2 separate regions of the Homo sapiens genome follow, and region 2 is linked to region 1. A link is a contact called in ENCODE Hi-C or POLR2A ChIA-PET data. All regions are on one chromosome and are shown on one strand. The core of a region is the stretch at or near the end of the contact, and the rest is flanking DNA. Distances in the headings are between cores, read along the strand shown.

The links. Hi-C counts contacts between places; a loop is a spot of excess contacts on that map. ChIA-PET counts read pairs that join two places held with the same protein, here RNA polymerase II (POLR2A).
Region 2: a map with no recorded cell type shows a loop between it and region 1 (6-fold over the local background). The contact joins the enhancer-like site here to the promoter of DYNLT4 in region 1. A Hi-C loop is called at or near these places in 1 of 37 single-sample maps with no recorded cell type. POLR2A ChIA-PET finds 5 or more read pairs at or near these places in 1 of 52 experiments (OCI-LY7).

What each region holds. Positions count from the first base shown.
Region 1 is chr1:44,801,123-44,808,600 of GRCh38, forward strand. It overlaps DYNLT4 (dynein light chain Tctex-type 4), which reads right to left and starts at 6,229. Exons shown (of 3, transcript NM_001377534.1): 1 at 6,203-6,229; 2 at 5,662-5,716; 3 at 4,771-5,557. The coding sequence starts at 5,546. The coding sequence ends at 4,881. BTBD19 (BTB domain containing 19) reads left to right here and starts at 7,401. Exons shown (of 8, transcript NM_001136537.3): 1 at 7,401-7,478. PLK3 (polo like kinase 3) reads left to right here. Exons shown (of 15, transcript NM_004073.4): 3 at 1-30; 4 at 500-629; 5 at 723-810; 6 at 1,638-1,733; 7 at 1,833-2,031; 8 at 2,146-2,269; 9 at 2,478-2,569; 10 at 2,809-2,902; 11 at 3,041-3,124; 12 at 3,217-3,379; 13 at 3,528-3,657; 14 at 4,144-4,257; 15 at 4,365-4,868. The coding sequence ends at 4,556. RefSeq lists enhancers at 4,698-5,548, 5,549-6,398, 5,992-7,191, 6,666-6,915, 7,250-7,478 and 1 more.
Region 2 is chr1:45,836,230-45,843,951 of GRCh38, forward strand. All of the region lies in intron 3 of MAST2 (microtubule associated serine/threonine kinase 2), which reads left to right. Among named protein-coding and RNA genes, the nearest start is that of MAST2, 36 kb to the left of the region's middle. RefSeq lists an enhancer at 2,598-3,099. Within about 2 kb of position 4,747, at least 3 of the 41 ENCODE cell types and tissues checked have a DNase peak (open chromatin) inside an H3K27ac peak, as active enhancers do; they include OCI-LY7, where a contact is called at or near this core.

The DNA.
Region 1 (7,478 bases), core at 4,979-7,478:
TACATTTTCTTGGAGCTCTGCAGCCGAAAGGTGAAAGATGGTGATTCCCGCAGGGATGAGAGTGAGGGAGAGAAGACAGTCTTTTTTTTTTTTTTTTTTTTTTTTGAGATGGAGTCTTGCTCTGTTGCCCAGGCTGGAGTGCAGTGGCGCGATCTCGGCTCACTGCAATCTCTGCCTCCCGGGTTCAAGCAATTCTCCTGCCTCAGCCTCCTGAGTAGCTGGGATTACAGGCATGCACCACCACGCCCGGCTAATTTTTGTATTTTTAGTAGAGACAGGGTTTCACCCTGTTGGTCAGGCTGGTCTCAAACTCCTGACCTTGTGATACACCTGCCTTGGCCTCCCAAAGTGCTGGGATTACAGGCGTGAGCCACTACACCCAGCCGAGAAGACAGTCTTAAGACCCAAAGCTGGGGCCCTGTTTCTTCCTCAGGGAGCACAGATGGAGGGGGAGGGGGAGGGAGGGCTCACCAGGGGCTGAGGCAGTGGCTCTCTGCAGTCCCTGGCCCACATCTGGAAGGCCCGGCACACCCTGTTGGAGCCAGAAGTGCGCTACTACCTGCGGCAGATCCTTTCTGGCCTCAAGTACTTGCACCAGCGCGGCATCTTGCACCGGGACCTCAAGTTGGGTGAGACTCCTGAGCCTGGAGGATGGGAGGTTGGGGAGGGAGGGAGGGAGGGAGGAAGGAAAGAATCTGACACACCTCTCTTGCCCCATCTAGGAAATTTTTTCATCACTGAGAACATGGAACTGAAGGTGGGGGATTTTGGGCTGGCAGCCCGGTTGGAGCCTCCGGAGCAGAGGAAGAAGTGAGTTTTGAGGAAAGGGGCCCTGTGTGTGATACAGATGACATGCGTGATAGACAGTGCATATGTATGTGGGAGGCAAGGTGACTGCCTGATGTGTGCATGAGATAAATGGGAAGGGATGATGGGCTGTTCATGCATGTGTGAAGGTGGAGGTGGCAGCCTGTGTTACCGAGACCGGTGGAGAGGGGGAGGATCCTATAGGTGTATGACACAGATAGGGTAGGTGACTCTGAGTCCCTGAGACAGATGGGGGTATACAGATTCTTGGAGGCACATGACTTACCCTTTGTGTGGATGGGGGAAGGTGACAGGCAGCGTGTATGTGTGTGTGAGAGACAGACTGAGAGTGTGGAAATGGTGGGATATGACATTGTGGGTGTAAGAAGACCCTGCTGTGGCCATCATACTTTGTGTGTGTGACACAGATAGCGTATGTGGCAGATGAGTGTTTATGGGGGTTGTGACAGCTGGTGTTGGTGTGTGTGTGGCACAAACCGTGGGAGGTGACAGCCTGATGCCTGTCTGACAGACAGGAGTGCAGGAAGGGGGAAGGGATCAGCTGTGGACTCTCTGTGTTGACCCTAGAGGAGAGGACTGGGCTGGGGGTCAGGCCCTCCCCCTGTCATGAAGAGCAGCTGAGCAGCTGGGCCAGGCGGGTGGGCGGGGACTCAGCTGCCATCCCTGGCATCCATTGTCCCAGGACAAGCAGGAGTTCTCTGGCCTTTGGTGACAGGCAGCTGCTTTGTCTGGACTAACAGTGGGGGAAGGAGTCGGGGGGCTGCTGGGCTGGGTCTCAGCCTTCTCTCCTCCTCCCCACCCTCTTTCAGGACCATCTGTGGCACCCCCAACTATGTGGCTCCAGAAGTGCTGCTGAGACAGGGCCACGGCCCTGAGGCGGATGTATGGTCACTGGGCTGTGTCATGTGAGTTGCAGGGTCCAGGTTCAGCAGCAGACAGGTGGTGGGTGTGTGGGTGGAGCATCTCCTCCACTTTACTCCTGACCCCTTGGCCCTGCCCTATAGGTACACGCTGCTCTGCGGGAGCCCTCCCTTTGAGACGGCTGACCTGAAGGAGACGTACCGCTGCATCAAGCAGGTTCACTACACGCTGCCTGCCAGCCTCTCACTGCCTGCCCGGCAGCTCCTGGCCGCCATCCTTCGGGCCTCACCCCGAGACCGCCCCTCTATTGACCAGATCCTGCGCCATGACTTCTTTACCAAGGTCTGTGGCTCCCCAGACCTCTAAGTCCATCTGTGTATTCCCAGGGATTGAAAGGGGGCAGGTGACAGGACCCCTGGAGCCTCTCTTCTCTGTTCACATGGTTCCCCTCCCTAGGGCTACACCCCCGATCGACTCCCTATCAGCAGCTGCGTGACAGTCCCAGACCTGACACCCCCCAACCCAGCTAGGAGTCTGTTTGCCAAAGTTACCAAGAGCCTCTTTGGCAGAAAGAAGAAGAGTGAGTCTGGGGTGTCAGTGGGTTGAGGGGGCAGAGCAGTAGAGCGGCTTGTCACATTTGTCTTGGGTGTGTGAGTGTGGGTGCCTGGAAACTCCTGGGGAGAGCATGTGCAGTACAGGCACTTGGGGAGGCCAATCTCTGTGTCATCCCTGTCGGAAGTGGAGGGGCTGGGCAGGATACTGAGGACGGTATCACCTTTCACCCCCAGGTAAGAATCATGCCCAGGAGAGGGATGAGGTCTCCGGTTTGGTGAGCGGCCTCATGCGCACATCCGTTGGCCATCAGGATGCCAGGCCAGAGGTGAGGCGCTCAGGTGGACACTGTTCCCCTGACTCACCCCCACCCTAGCAGCTGAGGGAAGCCGGGGATAAAAGAGGCTGCTGAAGCATCCAGCCTCGTGGTGGCCTAATTGGCTGTGTGTCACCAGCCTGGCGGGGCTGACCTGGGGTGCCCTGGGAGCCAGGGCAGGGCCAGGCCATGGACTCAAGGGTTTGGATTTTGGGGCCTGTGTCACTCCCTTTCCCTGCCCAACCCTCCAGGCTCCAGCAGCTTCTGGCCCAGCCCCTGTCAGCCTGGTAGAGACAGCACCTGAAGACAGCTCACCCCGTGGGACACTGGCAAGCAGTGGAGATGGTGAGGAGCCAGGGAGGATGAGAGGTGATAGAGGTTGCTGGAGCTGAGATCAGGGGCGAGAGGGAAGGAGTGGGCAGAGGGGCCTGGCCTGGGTCCTGGGGTGCTAATTCCTAAATCTCAGTGCCCTGTCTCCTTCAGGATTTGAAGAAGGTCTGACTGTGGCCACAGTAGTGGAGTCAGCCCTTTGTGCTCTGAGAAATTGTATAGCCTTCATGCCCCCAGGTAAGGGTGGGGTCTGGTACATGCTGCTGTGGTGGGAGTTCTGTGGCTGGGAGGCCAGGAGCAGGTGCTGACTCCCTCCTCTCCCATGACAGCGGAACAGAACCCGGCCCCCCTGGCCCAGCCAGAGCCTCTGGTGTGGGTCAGCAAGTGGGTTGACTACTCCAATAAGTTCGGCTTTGGGTATCAACTGTCCAGCCGCCGTGTGGCTGTGCTCTTCAACGATGGCACACATATGGCCCTGTCGGCCAACAGAAAGTAAGTGCTGTTATGGGGTGCCTTGTATTCAGGCCACTAATCCAGCAGGGCCGCACCCTCGTGAGTGCTCCTGGGCTCAGGGGTCTGGGTTTCTCAGAGGAGGGGCATTGGTGCAGGGCTCCCTCTGACCTCTGCCTCCCCATTCTAGGACTGTGCACTACAATCCCACCAGCACAAAGCACTTCTCCTTCTCCGTGGGTGCTGTGCCCCGGGCCCTGCAGCCTCAGCTGGGTATCCTGCGGTACTTCGCCTCCTACATGGAGCAGCACCTCATGAAGGTGTGAGGGCTGGGGCTGTGGTACATTGAAACCTAACCCATCCTGGCCGGGTGCGGTGGCTCACGCCTGTAATCCCAGCACTTTGGGAGGCCGAGGCGGGTGGATTATGAGGTCAGGAGATCGAGACCATCCTGGCTAACAAGGTGAAACCCCGTCTCTACTAAAAATACAACAAATTAGCCGGGCGTGGTGGCGGGCGCCTGTAGTCCCAGCTACTCGGGAGGCTGAGGCAGGAGAATGGGCGAACCCAGGAGGCGGAGCTTGCAGTGAGCAGAGATGGCGCACCATTGCACTCCAGCCTGGGCAACAGAGCGAGACTCCATCTCAAAAAAAAAAAATAAAGAAAAGAAAACTAACCCATCCTGATCCCTCTGATTCCCCCTTGGTGGTGGTTGGGGTTGCTGAAAGCTAGAGGATAAGGCATACACTAATGGGGAGGGGGCTGTCTCACGCTGGATCAGTGACCTGCCCTGATCCTGCTCCCAGGGTGGAGATCTGCCCAGTGTGGAAGAGGTAGAGGTACCTGCTCCGCCCTTGCTGCTGCAGTGGGTCAAGACGGATCAGGCTCTCCTCATGCTGTTTAGTGATGGCACTGTCCAGGTAAGAGCCTATCCAGGAGTTGCGGGAAGGTCTGGGAGGCCCAGGGTGCTGGGGAGGAAGCTGGGCCCGGAGCCTAGGTCCTGACCACTGTCATGCTCTGTGTGCAGGTGAACTTCTACGGGGACCACACCAAGCTGATTCTCAGTGGCTGGGAGCCCCTCCTTGTGACTTTTGTGGCCCGAAATCGTAGTGCTTGTACTTACCTCGCTTCCCACCTTCGGCAGCTGGGCTGCTCTCCAGACCTGCGGCAGCGACTCCGCTATGCTCTGCGCCTGCTCCGGGACCGCAGCCCAGCCTAGGACCCAAGCCCTGAGGCCTGAGGCCTGTGCCTGTCAGGCTCTGGCCCTTGCCTTTGTGGCCTTCCCCCTTCCTTTGGTGCCTCACTGGGGGCTTTGGGCCGAATCCCCCAGGGAATCAGGGACCAGCTTTACTGGAGTTGGGGGCGGCTTGTCTTCGCTGGCTCCTACCCCATCTCCAAGATAAGCCTGAGCCTTAGCTCCCAGCTAGGGGGCGTTATTTATGGACCACTTTTATTTATTGTCAGACACTTATTTATTGGGATGTGAGCCCCAGGGGGGCCTCCTCCTAGGATAATAAACAATTTTGCAGAATTGGACTCCCCCTCACTCGCAGTAGAGCCCGTGGACCGTGGCCACCGCGAAGAGCGAGGTGTTGGTGTAGGAGACCGAGGCCAGCCCATCGCGCGCCACGTCCCAGAGCGCACGGCTGACCACGTGAACGCCCTGGCCCGCGCGCGGCCCCAGCACCACACTGCATACCAGCTTGTAGCGTGGCGGGCTGAGCTCGCGCAGGCGAACGTGCACCTGCTCGCAGAGCTCCCGCACCAGCCGCGCGGCCTCGTCGCTGGAGTAGCACGCGTCGTGCAGCCCTGCGGCCAGCGCCGCCTCCAGGGCACGCTGTGCACGCGCAGCCTCCCAGCGCTCCCCGGGCACTGGCTCCGTGCGGTAGGAGGGCGCCACCCAACGGGCGGGCGCCAGGGGCAACCCTGAGAAGCTGACCCTTGAGCCCAGAGGGGGCACCGGGCCCAGGGATGGCCGCTGACCCCCAGGACCCGCGCCTGGCCCGACCAGCGAGTTGCGGCGGGAGAAGGACGCGGCCAGGCCCAGCATGGAGCCCCGGCGCGAGGCCGGGGCTGGACCTGGACCTGCCGGTCGGGCCTCATCAATGCTGGGCAGGCAGCCTCGGGGCCGCACCGGTGAGGGTTTCCGCCCGGAGTCTTTGGCATTCTCCTCCTCCTGGCGTCCCGGGGGCAGAGGCCTGCTGGCCATGGACCTGCTGGCTGGAGGAACCACACTCAGGGTGGCCTTCACCAGGCATCTGTCTACCCACCCCAGCCTCTTGCTCAGTGATGTCAAGGGTTTTTACCTTCTACCCCCTTCTTACCTGTGTTTTAGAACAAGTGGATCAGATAGTCCCAGGCTGCCTGGGTTCCTAGGTGCTGAGAAGGTTAAAGGCTGTTAGACACATGAGCAGGGGACAGGAGGCTGCTAGGACTGGGATCCTCGGCTAGTCCTTGCCGACTGAGCTCCTTCTCTGGGCACTATGGAAGTTAGCCAGGTACGCTCGGAGTCTTAGAGACTGCCATTTCTCCCTTCCACCCGACTTCTCTGGAAGGAGAGGCAGGCCTCTGCCTCAGCCTGGACTGTGGAGGCAGAGCCTCCAACCCCTAACCAGGAAGGACTGACAGACTCAGCTCCTTCAACCCCACAGATCCTTCCAGCCCTGGGGGTGTTGAATCCAGTCATCTTCCACCCAGATCTACTCTAGGGTGGCTGGCACAAAGATCTCCCCTACACCTGGCCCAGGCTGAGGGCAGATGACTCATGAAGCCCCCTTCCACCTTCTGCCTTTGGCCTCTGATCCCACTTCCTCCAGAATCAGTTCTGAGATGGCTGCCCTCTGCTCCCGAAACTCCCTCAGGCACCTGAGTCACCCGCAGGCTTTGGCTTCTGAGTTCTGTCCTGGCTGCACAGCCCTGGCCCCGCTGGCCTGAAGGGCAAGTGGGAGGGGAAAGACCTGTGTTGTGGAGTTGCCATGGGTTGCTAGAGCAAACACTCCTCCCTCCCAGGATCCCTCCCTCCAGTCTGGCTCTGGCTTAACCTGAGAGCATTGTTGCTGTGAGCATGTGCTGAGCATGGGGTGCCCCTGAGTCATCAGGGAGAGCGGCCGACAGGGTCTTGCAGCTTAGAGGCAAACTTCCTAAGCGCAGGCAACAGAGGGGCAGATGTAGAGCAAGGCTGTGGTCAGAAAGGCTTTGTCCTACCCCAGGACTCTTGAGCCAGGGCCCATTTTCTCCCCTTGTGGAATGGCCAGATGACTGGCCATTCGTGAACAAGTCACAGAGGCCTAGGTTAGGGGGAGATCTTGAGGCTGCGGGGGTGGTGGCTCAGGAATCCAGAGTCTGGGCCCACAGGAAGGAACACGTCATGGCTCTGTTGTCTCCCCATCGGCCTCGACAAGGACAAACATTTCCGCTCCCGGCGCAGAGTTAGGGTGGGGCTTGGATGACTTCCTCAGTTCAGGGCTATGTGCGGGGGAGGGGAGGCCCACTGGCTCAGCTGGTAGGCACCAGGCCTTATAAAGTGGCAGTGACTCGGCAGTGAACCCCGAGTCCAGCCTCGTGACCTTTGCTGACCCAAGTGTCCTGGGGCTTGTCCCTAGCTGGCTACACCTCTAGTACCTAGGTTTCCCCAAAGTTACATTTCAGAGATGGCAGAGGCTGTGACACCTCTGCCAGGGCTGACAACTCATGTGACTCCTCCTCTGGCAGGGATGGGACTGTCCCCTCCCAAACAAGCCAGGTCGGGGCCCTGACCCATCTATGGGGGCGAGGATTTTCCCTGTTGAGTGGGGGTTTCCCCGGCCTGGCTAACCGGATCCTGACCCTGTGTGCCTGTGGAGGAGGGAAGGGTTAGGAGGGCAAGGAGTTTGAACTCTGAACCTAGGGCAGGCTCAGCTTCGGGGGCTAAGACCCTCGTATGGCGCTTAATGCCCCTCTAAGGGCTGAAGTTTTCCCTGGGCCTGCCCGGGAGATGGGTGGAGTCTCTTCTCAGGCCAGCTCCAGTTTCCATGGAAACCCACAGGCTTCCCACCCCGTCGGCTGCCTGGGCAGACTCCCAGCCAGGGCCTCTTTCGCCGCCGCCGCCGCCGCCAGCCAGCCAGCTTCTTCCCAGGACCATAGGCCACTCCAGCCTCAGCTT
Region 2 (7,722 bases), core at 3,497-5,996, 1.0 Mb after region 1:
CCAGTTTCACTGCATCCTTGCCAGTACTTTTCTGTGTTTTTGATTATAGCCATCATAGTGGGTGTCAAGTGGTGTCTTATTGTGGCTTTGATTAGTATTATATTTTAATAATATTTTAGAACTGTCTGTTGAGGTCACATGGAGTATGCTGTTAAAGGAAATAACAAAACTCCAAGACTTTTCTTAGAACCTAGAACCTTTTCTCATCATTAAAAAGATTCTTATTTTAATTTATATTATTTTAGTTGAAAAGTAATCCCATCATTCTTAATTTATTTTTCCTTAATTTTCACGAGTTCAAAGAGGAAAAACCCATAGACGTTTGTTTTACCTACTTCAGTATTATAAAGAGATTCCAAATTCAGCACTTCCCCTTTCAGTATTACCTTTCTGCTGCTGTAGTTTTGCATTTTCTACTGTGAAAGGTGGAGATATCTATATCTATATGTCAGTTGGCTTTATTGAGGTATAATTTACATAGAATAAAATTCACCCGTTTTAAGTGTTCAGTTTGATGACTTTTGGCAGATGTATACAGTTGTGTCACCACCACCACAATTATGATATAGTTATATAAGAATTATGGTATAGAACAGAACAGCATTCCCCAACCTTTTTGGCACCAGGGACGGGTTTCATGGAAGACAGTTTTTCCACAGATGGGTGGAGGGGGGATGGGAGGTGGTTTCAGGATGAAACTGTTCCACCTCAGATCATCAGGCATTAGCTAGATTCTCATGAGGAGCGTGCAACCTAGATCCCTCGTATGCGCAGTTCACAATAGGGTTCATGCCCCTACGAGAATCTAATGCTGTGCTGCTGATCTGACAGGAGACGGAGTTCAGGCGGTAATGCTCACCCTCATACAGCTCATCTCCTGCCATGTGGCCTGGTCCCTAACAGGCCATGGACCTGGTATAGAATATATAATGCTCACCCTCATACAGCTCATCTCCTGCCATGTGGCCTGGTCCCTAACAGGCCATGGACCTGGTATAGAATATATCTGCCACCCCAAGTTCGCTTGTGTCCCTTTGCTGTCTGTTCTCTCTCCCCAGGCCCAGCCTTTGGCAACTACTGATGTGCTTTTTGTCACTGTGGTTTTGCCTTTTCCAGAATTTCATAGGAATGGAATCATACAGTATATAGTCTTTTGTGTCTTTTTTCACTTAGCATAATCCTCCTGAGATTCATCCATGTTGTTTTGAGTATCAATAGTTTGTTCCTCTTTATTGCTGAAAAGTGTTCCATTGGCATGGGTATATAGACTTTTCCATTCCCTAGTTAATGACCATATGGGTTGTTTCCAGTTTTTGCCTGTTAGAGAGAGAGCTGCTGTGAAAGTTCATATAAGTTTTTTTGTTTTTGTTTTGGTGTGGAATATGCTTTATTTCTCTCGGGTAAATACCTAGGAATGAAACTGGTGGAATGTATATTTACCAGTGTAAATTTATCTTTATAAGAAACTGCCAACCTGTTTTCTAAAGTGGCTATACCATTTTTGCATTTCCACCAGCAGTTGCTCCACATCTTATCAGTACTAGGTATTATCATATATTTTTTTTTGAGATGGAGTTTCACTCTTGTTGCCCAGGCTAAAGTGCCGTGGCACAATCTCGGCTCATTGCAACTTCCACCTCCCGGGTTCAAGCCATTCTCCTCCCTCAGCCTCTCAAGTAGCTGAAATTACAGGCGCACGCCACCACGCCCAGCTGATTTTCGTATTTTTAGTAGAGGTGGGGTTTCGCCGTGTTGGTCAAGCTTGTCTCGAACTCCTGACCTCAGGGGATCCACCCGCCTCAGCCTCCCAAAGTGCTGGGATTACAGGTGTGAGCCACCGCACCCGGCTATCATTTTTTAAATTTTAGCCATACTAGTGGATGTGTGGGAGTTTCTCATTGTGGTTTTAATTTTAATTTGCATTTCTCTAATGACTAATGAGATTGAACATATTTTTATGTGCTTATTTGCCAATTATATATATTCTTTTTTTTTTTTTTTTTTTTTTGAGATGGAGTCTCGGTCTGTTGCCCACGCTGGAGCGCAGTGGCATGATCTTGGCTCACTGCAACCTCCGCCTCCTGGGTTCAAGCACTTCTTTTGCCTTACCCTCCTGAGTAGCTGGGATTACAGGCATGCACCACCATGCCTGGCTAATTTTCTCTGTATTTTTAATAGAGACGGGGTTTTGCCATGTTGGCCAGGCTCTTCTTGAACTCCTGACCTCAGGTGATCCACCCGCCTAGGCTTTCCAAAGTGCTGGGATTACAGGTGTCAGCCAATGCGCCCAGTCAGCTATTTTTATATATATACATTCTATGATCAAATGTCTGTTCAAAACTTTTGTCTATTTAAAAAAAAATTTTTTTTGTCTTATTGAGTTTCAGGAATCTTCGTATATTCTGAATACAAGTTATATATCAAATATATGCCTTCTAAACATATTCTCCCTGTCTGTGACTTACATTTTCATTTTCTTATCAGTTTTACACAAATATTTATATACGAAAAATGTGGAAATCAGTTGTATCCCTCTATACTAACAATGAGTAATTAGAAATCAAAACTTAAAAATCAGGACTGTTTGCAATAGTTTAAAATATGAACTACTTGAAGATAAATTCCAGAAACCATTTTGGAAGACCAGTACATTGAAAACTACAAAACATTACTGAGACAAATTAAAGAAGACCTAAATGAATGGAGAGATACAACATTTTTGTGTATTGGAAGACTCATATCTTTTCTTTTTTTTTTCCTTTGAGACAGGGTCTCACTCTGTCATCCAGGCTGGAGTATAGGGGTGTGATCTTGGCTCACTGCGACCTCCGCCTCCTGGGCTCCAGTGATCCTCCCATGTCAGCCTCCCAAGTGGCTGGGACTACAGGCACCATCACAAATTTTTTTTTTTTTTTTTGAGACGGAGTCTCGCTCTGTTTGCCAGGCTAGAGTGCAATGGCATGGTCTCAGCTCACTGCGACCTCCGCCTCCCGGGTTCAAGTGATTCTGCTGCCTCAGCCTCCCCAGTAGCTGGGATTACAGGTGCCTGCCACCATGCCTGGCTAGTTTTTGGTATTTTTAGTAGGGATGGGGTTTCACCATGTTGGCCAGGCTGGTCTCAAACTCCTGACCTCGTGATCTGCCCGCCTCAGCCTCCCAAAGTGCTGAGATCACAGGCGTGAGCCACCACGCCCAGCAACATCTGGCTGATTTTTGTATTTTTTGTAGAGATGGGGTTTCGCCATGTTGCCCAGGCTGGTCTTGGACTCCTGTACTCAAGCAATCCTCCTGCCCTGGCCTCCCGAAATGCTGGCTTACAGGCATGAACCACCTGGTGCCCAGTCTAGGAAGACTCATATCATGAAGATGTAAATTTTCTCCATTAAGCTATAGATTTAATGCAGTCCCGATCAAAACCCAGGTAGTATTTTTCAGAAAATATCAAGCTGATTTCAAATGTGTATTGAAATGTAAAGGACCTAGAATAACCAAAACAATATTAAAAAGAAGACCAAAGTTAGAGGAATCAAACTTATTTTATGACTTTGTATAAAGGAACAGTAATCGGGTCAGTGTGATTATTGGTATAAGGATAGATATATAGATCACTGGAACCAAATAGACAAATTTGCCAAGGCAATTTAATGGGGGAAAAGGTAGTCTTCATAACAAATGGTGTTGAAACAATTCACACAAAAATATCAACCTCTATACTTACCTCATGCTGTACAAAAATTAACTTGAAGTGGGTAATTGAACAAATGTAAGAGCTTAAATCATAAAATGTGTAGAGGAAAACGAGAAAATTTTTGTGATTTTAGGTGGGGCAAAGGTTTCTTGGAGTAAAAAAAGCTTAACCTATAAAAGGAAAAAAATTGGCTTTTATCAGAAAGAAAAATTTTTGCTCTTCAGTATTTATTTTTAATGGAATGAAGACAAATTGAAGTGTATCTACAAGGGGGTGGAATGATGAGTAAAACTTGTGTTAAAGAGTTATTAACAGATTTTGTTGTCTGTTTGGATTTTAATACATATCACTACCTTCTACCTTTGGAGGTAGAAATCTAGAAGTCATAATGAATGTTCTTTGCATGCAACTCCTGTGGGTTTACCCGTTAATTTATACTTTTTTCATTTCTACTCAAGAAAATATATTTGAATGAAATCATTGTGAATGCCTTCTACTTTACAAAAGTAAATACAAACTCAGGCTGTACACCTGTGTTCCACATCCTACTCCTGCCACTTAGTAATCATATGACCCTCTACAAGTCACTGAACCTCTTTAAGCCTCTGTTTTCTCATCTTTAAAATCAAAATAATATTAAGACTTCGCTCATGCAGTTTTTAGGATGAAATGAGACAATCCATTTAAAATAGCATAGTGCCAGATTTATAGTTAAATTTAGAGGCAGCCAAAAGCTACCTCCCTACATAGTGAACTATAACCTAATTTAATATATAAACTACCTGCAACCTAACCTAAGAGTATACTCTTGTAACAAGTAGCTGAGCCTCAGTCAAGCATAGCAGCCAAGTTTTCAGCCAGTCATATAGGCTGAATATTGCCAAAGCATGTTCAAATAAGGCAAACACCTGAACTGCAGCCCATCAGGCTACTTCTGTATGTCATTTCTGTTTCTCTGGCTATAAATATAGCCTACATGCATTGGGGGATGGAACATTCTGAACTGCATTTGGTACTGGATGCTAACTGGTTCATTAATCTCTATTTTTTTGAGACAGGGACTTGCTTAGTCACCCAGGGTGGAGTGCAGTGACATGGCTCACTGCAGTCTGGACCTCTTGGGCTTGAGTGATGCTTCTGCCTCAGGCTGCTCCCTTCCCCACCTTTCCCGGAAGCTGGGACCACAGTTTTCATTTCCTTATTATTTGTAATGGGGGTTGGGGGTGGGGGCTCCCTGTGCTGCCCAGGCTGGTCTCAAACTTCTGGGCTCAACCAATCCTCCAGTCTCCACCTCTGCCTCCCAGAGTGCTGGAATTACAGGGGTGAGCCACCGCACCTGGCAAATCTGTTTTTTGTTCAATTAAGTCATTAAATTTAACTTGTCTCAGGTTTGTCATTTAACAATATGAACAAAATGTATATATTTTTTTCTTTTTATGCCTCGGTACTTCAAATAGTTATTAGTAGCTGTGATACAGTAAGAAATATTGTGTATATTTCTTACCGTATAAAGAAATATATACATATATATATTTCTTCTGTATATATATATAATTACTGTGATACAGTAAGAAATACATGTATTCCTTATATATGTAGCTGGGACCACAGGTGGATGCCACCATGCCTGGCTAATTTTTTGACTTTTTTGTAGAGACAGGATTTCGCCATGTTGTGCGGGCTAGTCTCTGCTGGGCAAGGTGTCAGAACCCGGCAGTGGAGAGTGGTTGGCTCACTGGTGGTAAAAGAATTTACTGACAGCAGTATAGGTTTAGAAAGGAAAGTTTTATTAGATAGAATGCTGCAGCAGAGTGCAGTACAGTGCTTCATTCAGCAAAAAGGACTGAGTGTGTTGCGGTGGATTTTCCTTAGGGGTATTTATGGACTTTAAAGCAGGACCTTAGGGTAATTTGGACCATATTAGTTATGTAGGTCATGGTAAATTATTACATTTGTAGACTTTGGGTGCCTTGATGTTAGCAAGGGTTGCAAAATAAGTTTTGACATTCATGCATTCTGGAGATGTATAGAAATTCTAGTTACTTATAAATTTTTGGGAAAGAAGCCTGGTACCAGATGCTGGCTTTAGATAATAGAGAAGTCTAATTACTTTTCAATTTTTCAGATAAGGAGTTTTGTCTTCGGATGGTCTGCTTGATTGCCACTAGGTGATCGTTGTATTCTTCTGTGTCGAACTCCCAGGCTCAAGTGATCCACCCGCTTTGGCCTCCCTAAGTACTGGGATTATAGGAATGAGCCACTGTACCTGGCTGTTACTTTTATCTGAAATTGAGAATACAGGAAAAGGAACAGGTTTGGGGGAGAAAATTAATGAGTTTGATTCTCAGATGATGACAGGTAATCTGGTGTACATATCCTTTTAAAAATATTGATATGAAATTTACATAACAAAATCAACCATTTTAAAGTGAACAATTCAGTGGCATTTAGTACTGGCAGATTTGTTTTTCACAATACAACTGCCACCTCTATCTAGCTGCAAAACCTGCCTGTTACTTTAGATTTAAACCTCTTATCCATTAAGCCCTTTCTCCCCACTCCCCTTCCATGCAATCTGCATTTTGTCTCTATGGATTTCTCTATTCTGGATATTTTATATAAATAATATTATACATATGTGACCTTCTGTATCTGGTTTATTTCATTTAGCATAATGTTTGGATGTTCATCCACATTCTAGCATATATTGGTACTTTATTCCTTCTTTTGGTTGAATAATATCTCGTTGTATGTGTCCAACACAACTTTTTATCCATTGATGGACACTGGGCTGTTTCCACCTTTTGGATACTGTGAATAGTGCTGCTATGAACTATATGTATACATGTACTTGAGTACCTGTCTTCAGTTCTTTTGGGGATATACCTGGGGTGGAATCACAAAGAAATACGGTAATTCAACTTTTTGAGGAATAACCAAACTGTTTTCTGTAATAGCTTACCATTTTACAGTTCCACTAGCAATGTACTGAAGGTTTCAGTTTCTCTATATCTTTGTCAACTTGTTATATTCCATTTAAAAAATTATTGTTTAGTTATACTATCCTGGTGAGTATGAAGTGGTACCTCATTGTGGTTTTGATTTGTAGTTCTGTAATGACTAATGATGTTGAGCATCTTTTCATGTGTTTTTTGACCATTTATATATCTTCTTTGGAAAAATGTCTATACAAGTCCTTTGCCCATTTTTTTTAATTGAATTTTTTTGTTGTTTTAAGTTTGTTATATATTCTGGGTATTAGACCCTTAGTTATATGATTTCCAAATTTTTTTCCTGTTCTGTGTGTTGTCTTTTTAGTTTGTTGGTAATGTCCTTTGAAGTTTAAAAATGCCCTTGATGAAGTCTAACTTATCTGTGTTTTTCTGTTATTGCTTATGCTTTTGGTTTCATATCTAAGAATCCATTGCCAGCTCCAAGGTCATGATTTACTTCTGTGTTTTCTTCTATGAATTTTATGGTTTTACTTCTTATATTTACTTCATCGACCCATTTTGAGTCAGTTTTTATATTCAGTGTGAGGCAAGAGTTTATTTTTTTGCATGTGGATATCACTTTTTAGGTATCCTTTCAAGAGTTAGATGTCCAGAGTAAAGTACAGCAGTTTAGGGCTATAGATGTGGACTTGGAAGCTGTGGATTAAATCACCATGGGAGAGAGTAAAGAGAAATAAAAGGAATGTAGGGGAACATGAAAAAATTACATGTGAAAGGATAGATAATGTTAGACAGTGAAGTATTCAACTTAGATAAGAACTGTAGGAGTTTAGATAAAGTGCATTCACTTGAGAATTGCTGTCCTTTTCACTCTTAGTTTTTCTTTTTGTAAGAGGAACTTGTTTCTAATGCCATCTAGTGTCTTTTGAAGGGTATATGAGTAATGTTAAGAGGTTTTAAAATAAAAGTTTTGAAATTTCATGAGACTTGAGCAGTATATTGGCAGTCTTAGCTTACTCTCAAGAGCATCCTTAAGAGAGAAGTAAAAGAACACATTAAATACTTTGCCTGAACAAATTC